2 separate regions of the Homo sapiens genome follow, and region 2 is linked to region 1. A link is a loop called in an ENCODE intact Hi-C map of the cell type or tissue named here. Cell type or tissue: sigmoid colon. All regions are shown on one strand. Links, peaks and the distances in the headings refer to the core of each region. The heading gives the core; the rest is flanking DNA.

Region 1 (4,404 bases), core at 249-4,248:
CAGTGACAAAATCATGAAACACTGCTTGAATGGAGACCAGAAAGTGAGGTGGGGAGAAAGGGAGAGATTATAGCAGGGATATACATTTCTCAGAACATACCCCGTTGTTAAGCAACATGATTTGTACATGATTTATAAAGGGTTAAAAATAACTCTTCCAGCTTAAAAATACTACTAAATAAGTATCCAATTCAACTGAGATCTTTGTACTTTCAGAGAATTTATACTAAAGATTTTGTACTTAATTTTGTAGGTTAGTTACTCATATGGCTTCATTCATATAAGTCCAAACATGTCCTCTGTGTAAAAGGAAAAGGACCATTCATTTATATAATACAATGGCTACTAAACAGATCAATTACATTTTTACCCTGCTATGAATTTGGGGTTATTTATAAGAATCAACATGAAAATAATATAAATATTTTAAAAACATAAATACAAATCAGACTGGAGAAAATATACATAGACTAGAAGTTGCATCTGTAAGAAGAGTTAATATGCCTGTATATAAACTGCAAAGCCCTACACAGTTACTAAAACATGATCCCAATGTTATATTTTGAGTTTCCTGGTAGTGAAAGCAAAGAGGGAAATGTGTCCAGTTGCAAAATGTATACTTTCTATAAGAAAAAGAGATAATACTTCCTTTGAAGAAATTTTGTTTTGATACTTAGATGTGAAAACATTTTCTTTTAGGATTTTTTTAAAATACAAGGGCTTAGAATGGTATGGTAAATAAATTTCTAACCATAATAATTATTAAATATAAATACGTGTGGAATAGAATTAGAAATTCTGAGGAATAGGAAATATAGAGTACAAGAAGAAGTATGGAACATAGTTGACTTGCTATTTTATAACTATTGATATCAAAATGATGTCATAGATATGAACTAATCTCAGAAAACAGATTAATCACACTATTCCTGTATTTCATAAATTCACACATTTCAGCTTTCTGGAATAGCTCTCTTTTATTTTGTTCTGGACCAAATTGATCTAACTAATTTCCGATGTGATTTGATATTCTTATGACTAAACTTGAGCCCCTAAAAGTGTAATGTTAGGTTGGTTCATGGTCCAGGTCACAGTAGCTAAACTTGAAATAGAAGACAATTCATTAACTTTTTAAAAAAAAATTCACATGGTGGTGTACAGAATAGAAGGACGAGTCAAAAAATTAAATTCTGTTAATTAGGCCTTATATTGGAATTTCAGTGTTGAATGTTACATCTCTACCCTGATGTTCAAAATGAAACAAATTACAGTTATTGAAGCAGTCAAGGTAAAAATGTTCTAGATATATCAGGCACAAGAATTTAATGGTAATTTTTTACCTCTTTTCCTGGTAGATTAATTGTATAGCTTAATAGTATGTTAGATTAAAACTCCATTAAGATAAGAAGAATATGCTTAAATTCATTATAATATTTCAAATAACATTATCTAGTCATTTAAAAAGTGATCAGAATGGAAAGATCTAGACTGTCTCCACTGCTTATCTAGAAATGAATTTGTTGTTTCATTTTTATTAAAGTTTGAAAAGTCCTTAGATTAACTGTCATATTAATTTGAGCTTTGATGAATCAGTGTTTGCTATGAATACTTGAATATATTTTTTTTCCTTTTTTTTTTCTTTTTTTGAGAGAGGGCAAAACTTATCCTGAAAATGTTTAGGGGAAGAAAAAGTAGATGAATGTGGTTTCTCAACAATGTTTGAAACACTGTTCATGCTGGAGCCTGTAATTCCTATTTGAATCACTTCTTTAAAAAGAAAAAAAAAAAGATGTTAAGAGAATAGGATGCCAAGAAATAGTTGGCTGTGTGTGTGGAGGGGCAAGGAAGGGAAGCCCCGCCAGCAGTTTTTGTCTCTAGCGGGTGAGCTACTGTCCGGAAGGTGCGTTGGCTCTCTGGGCTGGCCTCTGAGGCATTGTGCTGCTCCCTCTCTCCCTGGCCTGGCTGGCTCTGGCCTAGAGTGGATCAAACGAGCCGTGGGGAAAGTTCCCCTCATTTGCATCACTTCTAGACAGCCCTGTCGTACTCTTTGCTGACAGGAAATCACTGTCTTTGTCACCTTTTCTCAGGGCCCTCCTTTTGGCAGAGATGGGCCATGTGACCACGCTTAATCACAACAGGGCTGGCTCAGGACTCAATGACATGTTTTCCTCAGCACTTCAATAAATGGGGTACAGGAGTCAGTAGGAAATGAGTACATTAATTTTAGAGTGAAAAGATAATTAACACTTGAAGGACTAATGCTACAACCTATGGAATTATTATTCAAATTGAAGTTAATTTATCAAAAACTTGTGAAAACTATCTGCCCTAATGCAACTGTTTAAAAAAATAAAACTTGAATAGTAAGAGTTGGGCATGTTGGAGGCAGAGTGGGAAGAAGGCGGGGAGAGGGGGGCTTGGATGGAGAGTGGAGAGTGAGGGGAGAGAAAGGGAGAGAGGGAAATCATAGCAGGCATTAGCTATGTTTGAAAAAGCAACTTAAATGGGCTAAAACTTCAACATTTGGGACTGAAGGCTGGAGCACGTAAAACGCTTACTTAGATGATATGAATAGGACACTGGCAAACAAAAGCAGCAGTGTGCTCCTAGAAAACTGTGCTTAAAGGAGTTTCCTTGGCAACAGAAATGCAGTTCCAAAAGTAGACAGAACTTTCCTCAGAAAACATACTATTAATAACAACCTTCCGGAACAACTTGGAACAATTTGACGACTTGGCAATAATAATGCCAAGTGTTCTGCAAATTAATCTAACACATAACAGTTATGTTTCTCTTGCCTGTAATTCTGCTGGACCCTACCTAGAACTCATGCTTTTAGCAGCACAAATGTGAAAAATATTTCTAAATGCTGTCACGGAAAAAGAAAACCAAAAGAAATGCTAGTGGCCAACAGTGGCCAATGATTGTATTCAGCCTTTTGGAATCTACTAAGAACTCTGAGTTCAATGAGATAAGTTTATTCCAATAAATGCTCCTATATTTACTATCTCATTTCAGTAAAGAGGCTTCCACAGACAAAACTTGGTAAAGGGTTAACAGTCTGAGACTTGCTGTGATGTGAAGCACATCTGAGGCCGTTGGTTATGTAAATGTAATGCTCACTAAATATGTGCTGAGTGTTATTTTTTAAAGTATCATCATTTCTTGTTAGCCTAGAGAATAAACTAATCTTGGATGTACTTGGCCAACGGGAATCATTTGAATTCTCCTGAAGGCTATCCGTTTGCCAGCCAAGAGAGGTAGAGTATTCCCCTCCTCTGACCTTTCTTGAATCCTTGGATCTAAAGGTTAAAAGTAATCAATATCTCATTGTGCTGCTTGGTTTCAGGGTAATAAGTAATAACCATCATGTTAAAATCCAAATGATTACAGATAGCACTTAAATTAGTTGACCTGTTTGGGAGATTTTATTACTTCCAATCAGGATAATAATTAGAGTTTGCTAATAAAATTTTGGATTAAGTTGCAAAAAATTTCAGCCTTTAATTTTTTGAAAAATGACTTTTACTTAATTAGATGGGAATGCGTAGTATTCCCTCTTTTGTTAAGCTGATAGCTTTTGCTTTAGCCCCAGATATTTGTAGATTTCTTTCTAGTTTCTAGAAAAGAAAGTAGAGGAACATTTAAATTTCTGATAAGAAAAGGTTTTTGGATCACTGCCATCTTTGGCTCCTGAACTACTCAAAACTATGTATATGTTTCAGGTTAGTGACTTCATAGCAGTGACCCTCACCTACTTTTTAGTATGTCCTGTTTTTAAATTACTTATCTTTAGTGGTTATATTCATATTGGGGCTAATCTGGTTTGAGGCTGGCAAAAAATTATATGATGTATGATTAAACTTTACAGACAGCTATGGTATGAATGGGGTTATTTATTTTGTTTAAAAAAAGAGTATCAAAATTTAAAGATGAAAACCAAATATTATCATTGACAAAGAGGTATTAATATAAAAAAGATAAATGATAGGCTTAATGTTCCATGTAATTACATCAGGAAGGCATTGGTTATCATAATTATAACCACAAGGAAATGTATAAGGTACATATGCTATTTGGTCTAAATAATTTGTCTTTTATCATCGTTCTAGTTTTTATAGTTTATTAGAACTTCTTGAATGTATTCCTAAAGCAGGAATGTGGGGCTAAAAGGTACCTAGGTAACGTTTCAGTTATTTCAAAAGAAGTCCTGGTACCTGTTCAGAATAGATGGTAAGGCGCAAGGGAAAAGTTTTCCCATAGTGCTTTCACATTAAACTCATTAACTTCCTTTATGTCCGTATCTCATAACATTGTCTAACTTTGGAAAGAAGCACATTTGTGGTTGTCCTAGGGATATCAATTTGGAGTATTAGGGAATTCTCCAACCCAGCTAGCTGCATT
Region 2 (4,404 bases), core at 139-4,138, 760 kb after region 1:
ATATGACTGACAATACTTTCAAGGACATAGCTGTTGTGGAAGTTAAGTAACTAATCCAAGAAGATTGAATATTGTAGCAAGACCACCCTGGCCTGCCCGGTTGTCCAAATTACTTCAGTTTGCTCAAGAAAAGAGCATTTGCTCAAGAAAAGTTCCTCTTTTAAATTCAAAGTATTCTTTTGTTTTTTAAAACTTCAGTGGCTTAGAATTAAATTAATTGCCTAATGTAGACTTGAATACATAGAAATATTTAGAAAGAAATTCCAAAAACATTTAAGGAAAAATAATCAGTTTTTCTTTCATGTCACAATCTAGGCTGTTTTTGGTATTTTGAATCACTTTAAATTTTCTCTGTTTTGATAGTGATTAGTAAATTGGCACAGATTTATTTTTTGGATATATGCCTGATGTTCAGAACTTCTTTTAAGTCACATGGGGCGAAAAAAGAAATACCATGAAGTTCTGTGAGCAAAGTTTTATGAATAAAGGTTAATTTTACTAAATCCAGCAAAAATTATTTTCATTAGAGTTAAATTCTTGAAGAAGGAAACATAACATTAGCATGTTAATTGTCATATCTGAAACAGAAATTTAACATCTTTGAAATGAGATTTCACTTTAAAAAGCAGTTGCAGTTGTGCTGTCTATCGTTCTTCAGTGCAAAATTTAAACTGTATGCTTTGTGTTATATGAAAAAGTCTTCTACTAGTCATTGTGGCCAATTCAATAATAATCAGTAATTAAGTAACCAAAAGAAAAAGGATACTAGGCAGTTTGATTAAATTTGATTAAATTATTACATACGAGAGTTTTGTTACAGGAAAGGGGTCCCGATCCAGACCCCAAGAGAGGGTTCTTGGATCTCGCACAAGAAATAATTCAGGGCAAGTCCATAGAGTAAAGTGAAAGCATGTTTATGAAGAAAGTAAAGGAATAAAAGAAGGGCTACTCCATAGAGCAGCCCCAAAGGCTGCTGGTTGCCCATTTTTATGGTTGTTTCTTGATGATATGCTAAACAAGGGGTGGATTATTCATGCCTTCCCTTTTTAGACCATATAGGGTAACTTCCTGACGTTGCCATGGCATTTGTAACCTGTCATGACACTGATGGGAGTGTAGCAGTGAGGACGACCAGAGGTCACTCTTGTTGCCATTTTGGTTTTGGTGGGTTTTGGCCGGCTTCTTCACTGACCTGTATCTTGTGCCGACCTCCCATCTCATCCTGTGACTTTGAACGCATGACCATCTGGGAATGCAGCTCAGTAGATCTCAGCCTTATTTTACCCAGCTACTATTCGAGATGGAATTGCTCTGGTTCACATGCCTCTGACACTTTCATATGTAACAATGGGATAAGAAAACTATAAAATATTATACAAATGTAAGGTGTTGTTATTGATTCACTTAACCAGTGAGAAAGTCTGCACATTTAGTTGATTGAGTACATAATCCTGGAAATCTGCAGTAGAAATCATGGACAGTATTACTACATGAGCACTTAAAATCAGTGTCATCTCAAAGTCATTTGGTCAGGCAATCTGAGGTGAGTCAGTTTATCTCTCTGATTTATCTGTAGAAGAGGAATATTAATTTTATCTCATGGTGTTGCTAGTAAGATCAAAGGAGTGTTGGTAAAAATGATATACAAAAGTTGATTCTTTTATATCTTGTAAACTCTACCTGCCTCTCTTATAGCAGCATATCGTATTTTGAAGGCAAACATTGTACAAATCTCCCTTAAATATCACTGATTGCATAATCTGCTCCCTGGCTGAGTCAGAATCCTTATTTTTTCATTGGGTGCCCAAGAACCCTCTTTCCTTTACATATAATTATCTGTTATAATAATCCGTTCTCTTCTCTTTCTGTCATCCTTGCTAGACTATAGGCTCTTTTAACAGTAGAGATTATTTCTGCCTAGTGCCCAGCATGGTGCTTGGCACACAGTAGTTATTCAATAATTATATGCTGAATGAGTGAATGAATGCATAGAAAATTACACAGAAGGTGACTGCTAGATCCTTCTTGCAGAGATTTTGTAGTAGCATCAAAGATGTGGCCTTCCACAAAAGGACTACAAGGACTATTACAAGAGTACTCGTACACATACAGCTCTCTTATGGGCATACTGTTTTTTATTTTCTTGTCAGTAACATTGGCAATGAAAAAAAGATTGTTTTATAATTGCCCTCAGGACTCCAAGTCTAAACAGTCCCTTCTTACTATTATGTTGGAGTACAACCTGGAGATCTCTGGATTTTAACCCTCACTTCCCTCTGGGCAGGGTGCCTTGAATATTGCACAGCCGTGAGGCAATCCTTAGTTCACTGTTTGAAGTAGGCTGGCTACCAACATTAAAAGAAGTACTATAACTCCAAGTTTCTGTCTCTGTTTTATTTTGCACTATATTTTCTAAATATGGTAACTAGGCAACTCCATGTTATACAAGTAAATGCTTTTGCACTTGTGGAATGCAGTTATGTCCCTGAAGCTGTGACTCTTCCCAAAAATATATGTATCAACCCTTTCTGAATTCTAAACTTTCCTACAACGTCCTAAATCTTTATAAGCTCATGATGATTTTATTGAATAATCACGTATATTTTCGGCGTACCCTACTGCCTCCTACCCTCCTACTTTCCACCCTCTTTTGCAAATTGATTCTTCTACTTTAGCAATTCCTTTTACTGTTGTTGTGGTTGTCGTCGTTTTGTTTTTTTACCTACTGGATTTGCTATTCAGATACTTAAAGAATATTTAAAAATCAGCAAGGAAAGCACACAAACCAACTAACAAAACTAGATTTACAGAAAAACCAGAGAGTGGGTCCAGGAAGTTGAGACACTCAAAATCAGTCTGGTGTTGTGATGCCATGGGAGAGGAGGAGGGTAACATTATTGGCCTACAACTTTTTTAAAAACAATCTTCTGTGAGTTTTGTTAATTACATCATTCCCTGTTTCTTGACAACAAGGACATTTTTGAACTGCTCACCATATCAACGATTCTACAAGGGTAACTTATTAGTATTATTGGGAATAAAACTGGTGCGGACGATACTAATAATTAAGTACGTTCAAAGCCTGACTCCTGCCATTTATTTATTTACTTAGGGCCTGCGAGGCTTTATTTAAAATAACAATTTTTGTTTAATAGTAGAATCATGGAATAATCTCAAGTTGTCTTATGATCTTTTCCCTTGCCTTTAGGAATTCAGTGCTGAGCTAGCCAAAAGACAGGAATGTCTGTTTTATTTTGAATGCTTTTCAGGGTCTGGGAGATTCAACTGAGAAGGCTATTTTGATGTTGCATAAAATGATTCCTGTCAAAATCATTTCTGTAACTGTTCTGCCTATTTCAATAAGATAGTTTTATCCTGGTGTTTTTAAAAAATCTTTTCATTCATGGCATTCTACAGGCTTGTTATTGTCAGATAATAATAGCTAACACCTAGATAGACAGTATGGGTCAAACATCTTAAATATGTTCACGAAAGGTTTTTATAAAAGATGTTATGAGTTCCGACGGGAAAATCACACCCTGATGGGCATGAGGGAAGATTTCATGAAGGAGGTGACATTTGGTTAGGATTTGTATTCCCTACGTGACTGTTAGCCTTAAGCAGAACCACTGCCATGTTTGCGGTAACTGACAAAAGCAGGTTCCAGTTTGAAATCTGACCTTGCACTTAGTATCCAATGATAAGGTTATGGATATAGGATAGATAATACTTCTTAAGCAACCCCGAAGAGGAAGCATAGCTTAGTGCAGGCTTAAACTAGAGCCCCTGATTCAAATCCCTGCTCTACCATTTCCTCTGGGGGCAGATGAATTGGCCTGCCTGACACTCAGTTTCATCACTTGTGAAATGGGAATGGTAATAGTTTCAAATTCATGAGGTAATAGAGACAATAGAGATTTCAGTAGAAGTCAAGGGTTGTGAATGTGTCCTTATATTTTCTAAGGGAAAGGCTGCTTGTGAGGAAGTTCTTCCTGCCTTTCAGCCACAGATAATGGCAACTCCTACTTGGTTTATTATTTATCTCTGTACTCTCCATGACTGAGCATTAGATGAAGTGGAAACCATCATTACAGGAAGTTAGTCCACAAGAGGATGTGTTGTTGGTAAAGTGTGAGGGACTGCAGAAACCTGGGCTCTCATTCCTCGCCTGTTTCCAGCTAGCTTATCTGGGCAACATTAGGCAAGTCGAACAACCTTTCTGGACGCAGTTCCTTCCCTATAGCCTGAAGGCACGAGACCAGCTAATCCCCCCAGCACTATGATAGTCATTATTGCTGCTGGCAAACCTCTGGTTCTCGTCTCCTTCTGGGCACAAGGATAATTGAACTCTCTGCCCCTTTGAGGTCGGGTGGGACCATGTAACTAGTTCTGGCCAATGAGCTG

The links. A loop is a pair of places that touch in the nucleus more often than their neighbours do. Peaks named below come from ENCODE experiments on the same cell type or tissue, not always from the same donor. Only the 100,000 strongest peaks of a DNase experiment are listed, where the experiment ranks them.
Region 2: a loop joins it to region 1, with 2.8 times the contacts of the local background. A loop is called at or near these places in 1 of 110 quality-filtered maps.

The regions. Positions count from the first base shown.
Region 1 is chr14:32,700,780-32,705,183 of GRCh38, forward strand. The region is part of intron 9 of AKAP6 (A-kinase anchoring protein 6); the gene reads left to right. Among named protein-coding and RNA genes, the nearest start is that of NPAS3, 240 kb to the right of the region's middle. In sigmoid colon, for the core only: no CTCF peak of the experiment used is centred there; a DNase peak (open chromatin) is centred at 1,962; H3K4me3 peaks cover 996 bases; H3K27ac peaks cover 515 bases.
Region 2 is chr14:33,458,017-33,462,420 of GRCh38, forward strand. All of the region lies in intron 4 of NPAS3 (neuronal PAS domain protein 3), which reads left to right. Among named protein-coding and RNA genes, the nearest start is that of SNORA89, 250 kb to the right of the region's middle. In sigmoid colon, for the core only: no CTCF peak of the experiment used is centred there; a DNase peak (open chromatin) is centred at 2,295.